Linked DNA regions of Homo sapiens: region 2 is linked to region 1. A link is a contact called in ENCODE Hi-C or POLR2A ChIA-PET data. All regions are on one chromosome and are shown on one strand. The core of a region is the stretch at or near the end of the contact, and the rest is flanking DNA. Distances in the headings are between cores, read along the strand shown.

Region 1 (2,700 bases), core at 164-2,663:
CCTCGCTCCCAGCCGGTGGAGGCGGCTGGTGCAGGACCCCCCACTCGATGTCGTTGCGGATGGACTTGAGAAGCACGTAGTGGCTGTACATGTCCCGAGAGGGCGCGAAAAAGCTGCCATTGGCGCTTCCCGAGTCGGGGACTGGGGGCGTGCGCTCCTCCAGGCAGCCGCCACTGCCGCCTACCTCCACGCCAACATCGTTGTCTAACCCGGGGTCAGCCAGGGGCACGTCGCGCAGCAAGCTGGGCACCATCACCGTCTGGTCCATGTTGTTCACGGCGCCAATGAAGCGATTCATGGCGTTAAAGAGCGAGTGCTTCTGGTTGTAGGTGTCGCAGATTTGCATCATGGTGGCCGCGCGGACGTTGGAGCGCAGGGACGCAGGGGCACGGGGATGGTCGGCCGGGTCAAGGGGATGCCCGCCTTCACGCGCTCTCCAAGGCCCGCGCTGGGGGCCTGGCTATAGCCGGTGTGGCGGGATTCCCGGCACTCCTCCGCCCTCGCCAACTCTCGTCTCGCTGGCAGACCGGCCCTGCGGGATGGGCGGCTTCTCCTGGCTTTGGCGCCCGGAAACTCGCGATGGCTGAGGGTGCTCTGTGGGTCGAGCCCTGGCCTGTTTGATACACGGAGACGAAAGAACAGATTAGATTATTCACCCTGCTAGGGGGCCTGGCGCCCTTGCCCGCGCGCACCCCCTTCTCTGGCTACAGCTCGTCCGGGACGGCGCCTGGGTGGCTCCCCGCGGCTGGGCAGTCCCACCTCCTCGCCCACCTACGGCCGCGGGGAGAAGGGTGTCCCCCCACCACCACAACTTCTCCCTCCGAAAAGCCTGAGCTCAAGCAACCAAGCTGGCCGGGGCAGCGATGGGGCGTGGGCACCCACCTCCTCTTGCGCCTTGAGACTCTCCTGCTCGTTGGCAATTCAGTGTTCTCGCTGCAAGCGGCTGCTACGCAAGGGCGCTGCTGCGGTCAGTGGCTGGACTGTGACTGCGGACGGCGGTGACTGCGTTGGCCCCCTACCCATCCCAGGTGCTCAATTTATAGTCCAGGAAAGGTGTCGCCGGCGCTCAGGGCCACCCCTGGTGTCTCCTCCTCCCGCCTCCCCCGGCAGCACCGAGATAAAAGGCCCAGGCCGGGATGACCGCGAGTAACACTCGCCCGGCCCTTTCTACAGCGGGGGCGGGGCGCGCCGGGCCAGCTCCGCCTCTCGCCTGATACCCGGGCTGAGGGAGGGCGCCGGGGCAGGCCAGGGCAGGGCAGGGCAGAGCAGAGGAGGAGGGATTGGAGCAGCTGGACCCCGCCAGCACCAAGCCCTGGGCAGGCCAGATGAGGAGGGCCGGGCACAGCGAGGGTCAAAAAGGCGTCGGCGTCCGGACCGACTGGAGGGTGGGGCTGGCATGTGGGGGCTGGGCGGGCCTTGCGCGCGCTCCCCGCGTGGGATGACCAGAATGCACGTGCCTTGGTTGCAGAGTGAGCCCCTCAGCCCCGAATCTGGAGTGGCCGCGGCCGGGAAACAGGAACCCGGGTTTATTATTAGCCGTCGGGGAAGAGGGGCCGGCAGCAGGTACAACTCCATCCTGGGACTCTTACGTAATAAAGGGTGACCGGGCATGCTGGGTGCACGTGGACGCGCGGTGCTCCCGCAGTGGCCCTGGCCTTGGTCAGCTATGGGGGGAGGGGAGCGTCAGAGGCTTTTGCCTCCCTCCTGGCGGGGTGGGATCTTTCCCAATCTTTCCTTTAACAGTGGTTGCCGGGGATGAAGAGGGGCACACTATCAGATCTGCTGATTCTTTGAAGAGATCTGCAAGTGGCAATGGGGAGAAGTCCATTTTTGTCCAAGTCGGCTACACAGTGATGCTGGAGAGCCTGGGCCATGTGGCCTTTTGGCTGCCAAGAGGCCAGGAGAGGGTGACAGTAGTTAGGTCTAGTCTTGGGTGTCTTTCACCATTTAACAGAGAAATGGGGAGGTGTCTAATTATTTTTGAGGGTGCTTGTGTGAAGTGTTCCTTTCAAAAGATAGTTCTTAAAGCACTGGGTCATTTAATAGGGCCTAAGCTATGTACCGAATCGCTGGATTTAACTTTTAAGAGCCTTGCACCTTGAATTTCACTTTGAGACTTCCAAACCACAGCCTATTTAATTTTTCCCATCTCATGTCCCTTGCCATATTCCTCATCCACCAGTCCTCTCTGGCAGTCCTACAATTATGTTCAATAAGATTCAAGCTTCTCATTTTAAATCCCTTTTCTCGGCCTGAAACGGTGGCTCACGCCTGTAATCCCAGCACTTTGGGAGGCCGAGGCGGGCGGATCACAAAGTCAGGGGTTCCAGACTAGCCTGGCCAACATGGTGAAACCCGGTCTCTACTAAAAATACAAAAATTAGCCGGGCGTGGTGGCCAGCGCCTGTAATCCCAGCTACTCGGGAGGATGAAGCAGGAGAATTGCTTGAACCCAGGAGGCGGAGTTGCAGTGAGCCGAGATCGTGCCACTGCACTCCAGCCTGGGCGACAGAGCAAGACTCTGTCTCAAATAAAAAAAAAAAAGATCCCTTTTCTCTAAAACTTAACAGAGGTCTCTGTCCCTAGTACAGTTTTTTCCCACGGGACAAAAAATGCCTAAGGAAGGGAGAACATAATAAAGGGGTTTCTTTCTCTCCCTCTTTCTTTCACATTAAGACCTACACTTAAATATTTTCCATA
Region 2 (2,726 bases), core at 194-2,693, 2.5 Mb before region 1:
ATCACAGTAGACAGTAGTTTATTTAAAAGCTCCGCATAACCCACACAAGAGCTTATCTGAAGCCTGGTGCCACTGTTGCGGTGGGATGCAGACTTCCTGCCACCAAAGTCCATAACCTTCTCCTCTCAAATCACACATCTTTCTCTCCTCTGCCCCTAAACCCTTAGAAGAGGGGATTCTGGCTAAGAGAAAAAACCCGGGGGCCTGGGACCCATTGCAAGATTCTACTCCACAGATAGCAACAAGTCAACAACAAAACTGTTTACTTCCCCCCTAAGCCGGGTGTTTTTCCAATGGCGGATTCCTGGATCACAGTCACTAACACGAAGACACTACCACAACCCGCGATGACCCCTCCACCCCAGAAAAACAACGCGGGACTCCCGGCTAACATACCACACAGGGACAATCTGGGGCAAGCAAGGAGGAGAAAGGGCCTCGCTGGCTCCCTAACCTCCCCGCCACGTCCAACCTCTATCTCCAGGGCCCAGCGCGCAGCGGCCAATTCCTGCCTCCCCTCCCCGCCCCCACCCCTCCCCCACTCCTCCCCAATCTTCTGCGTCACAAAACTTTCCACTCCGGAAACGCAGCCTCCCCGGCTGCGGCGCAGGGCCCCCGGACCCTGCGGAACCTGGGCTGAAGCGAAAAAGCCAGCGGAAGGAACCCGGGAAAAAACAAGAAACCCATTCCATCCTCCTTTCCAGGCCTTCGCCCGCCCGAGACCCGCCGTCTCCCGGAGGTGAGCCACAGCGCCGCCCAGCACCACACAAAAGAGGCCGCCGCCATTACCCCGAGCGAAGGCCGCCCCCTCCCACATTCCTGGGCCGCGTTCTACCCCTTGCTCGCAGGCACGCAAACACCGGGTGCCGCCAGGTCCTCCGGACGGGAATCCAGGCTGCGCCAGCCGTGAAGGCCGAAGCCCTCCAAGCCAAAAGGGCCTCCAGTCGCGTCCCGCCGCGCTGCGCACTCCCGCAAACCCCCCCAGGTCACTAATCAGTCGGGATTCGCGCATGCGCGTCCCCGCGAGAGCGCGCGCACTTCCTCCCCCTCCGCCCGCCTGCGCACGCACACACAAAAGCCGCCATTGTGCTCGTCCCGGGGACAATACAGCGGGCCGAGACCGGGCCCGGGCGACAGCCCCAACCAACATTCCTATCCCTCTATAGCCCCGGGGCACTCACACCCGCCAGCCCGGGGCACCCAGAAAATGAAAAGTAAGGGTGCCGGTTAGCGCTGCGCCATTAGCCAGGTTAGGTCAGGGGAGGAATTCACGCAGCAGCCAGCCCGGTGGGGTTCTTGCGGCTCACCTGCTGGTCCAGCCCGAGCGCATTTTCCACTGCCACATGACTCATCCCTGAAGAGTACCGAGAACTCGGAGTCTTCCGCTGCTAAGCGAGTGTTTGTTCCACCGCGAAGGCCCTCTCACGGGAGAACTGCGGCTCTGGAGCGCACCGCGCGGCCACGGATCTAATATACCCGCTGGAAAGCCGGCTACGTCAGCACGTACAACGTGTGCCCTCCCTCTCACACCGCAATTCCCTGTCGCGGCGACTTCTGCCCGGCTACTGCGCGCTCCCTCAGGTCTAAGCTCAAGGGATTTCCTACTTAGTCCTGTCGCCCCTAGCAGTCCTGCCTTGGAGCTTAGGGTGCGAAATGCTGTCCCAGTTCTCTCGAGCTACACTTCCCGTGCTCTCCGCTAAAACCCTAGTCTCAGCCTCGGAGTTCTCGAGATCTCGCGAGAACTTGCGTCTCCCGCTTTCCACCGGCTAAGACGCCTGAAAATGTTAACCTAGGCCTCTTCGCCCCCCTTTCCAACCTTACGCATTCGCTCCCCTTTCCAACTCTATGCACTCAGCTTTCGTTTTTCGTTTTTTTTGTTTTTGTTTTTTTTTTCCTAACACTGGCCTTCACTCTTCTTCCTCTCTCAGTTCCCGGGCTTGGAGATGTGGTGGGATTTCTCCGGTCTAATCTGCCCTCGCTCTTCCGCGGGTAGCCTCCCCTTAGTGGGAGCTAGGCAGATTCCCGAAACTGAGAGGGCGGCAGGCCACGTGACCGTAGGTGTCGCGTGCGGTGGCCATTTTGTGAAGCAGGAAACGGTGGCTTGAATATAGAGTGCTCCGGACGGGGGAGGGGAGGGGAAGAGGAGGAGAGAACAGAGGGAAGGGGAGGAGAGGGAGGGAAAAGAGGGGAGCGGAGTAAGGGGAAAGGAGGAGGGAGGAGGGTAGGATGGTGACCGGGGCGGGAGTCGGGGGGAAATGGAGGGGAGCCGGCGGCGCGCGCAGGTGGCCGGACACCTTCCTGCGCGGTTGCCTAGGCAGCGGGGGCGCCGCCTAGAAACACACAATGGCCCCTCCTGGCCAACCCCCCGACGTGTGCGCGCGCGCCTCCGCCCCCGCCCCCCGCGGTGAGGGAACAATGAGACAGACACGCGCTGATCCGGAACCGCCGCTGGCGCGCCCTCCCGGGACCCCGGCTCTCCGCAGGAATGCGGGCTACATTTGCCCCTAGTTTCCTCCCGCGGGGCGCCCAGCGGCTTAGGGCCGGTGACCACCGGCGTTGCGGGGACCCCGCGGGTGGCGAACGGCTCTTCTAGGGCCCAAGGGTGTCGGGAATGTTTGTAGCCGGTGCAACCTGGGCCTGCCGGAGGGGCTGCAGCGGGGTTACCGGCCTGGGCTCGGGGTGACTCTCAGGCCGCTGCGGTGGATGAGGAACAGGAGGAACCGGGT

What was found. Hi-C counts contacts between places; a loop is a spot of excess contacts on that map. ChIA-PET counts read pairs that join two places held with the same protein, here RNA polymerase II (POLR2A). Pooled maps may share reads with other maps.
Region 2: a loop to region 1 is called in a map of naive thymus-derived CD4-positive, alpha-beta T cell, with 12 times the contacts of the local background. The contact joins the promoter of DDX3X here to the promoter of MID1IP1-AS1 in region 1. A Hi-C loop is called at or near these places in 2 of 168 maps with a recorded cell type or tissue (both naive thymus-derived CD4-positive, alpha-beta T cell) and 12 of 50 pooled maps. POLR2A ChIA-PET finds 5 or more read pairs at or near these places in 1 of 52 experiments (Caco-2).

Annotation. Positions count from the first base shown.
Region 1 is chrX:38,802,596-38,805,295 of GRCh38, reverse strand. It overlaps MID1IP1-AS1 (MID1IP1 antisense RNA 1), which reads left to right and starts at 1,413. Exons shown (of 2, transcript NR_046706.1): 1 at 1,413-1,563. It overlaps MID1IP1 (MID1 interacting protein 1), which reads right to left. Exons shown (of 3, transcript NM_021242.6): 2 at 883-2,700; 3 at 1-613. The coding sequence starts at 349. RefSeq lists a silencer at 1,081-1,300 and enhancers at 1,103-1,944, 1,945-2,700.
Region 2 is chrX:41,332,879-41,335,604 of GRCh38, reverse strand. It overlaps DDX3X (DEAD-box helicase 3 X-linked), which reads right to left and starts at 1,443. Exons shown (of 17, transcript NM_001356.5): 1 at 1,308-1,443. The coding sequence starts at 1,352. RefSeq lists an enhancer at 1,813-2,042 and a silencer at 2,133-2,622.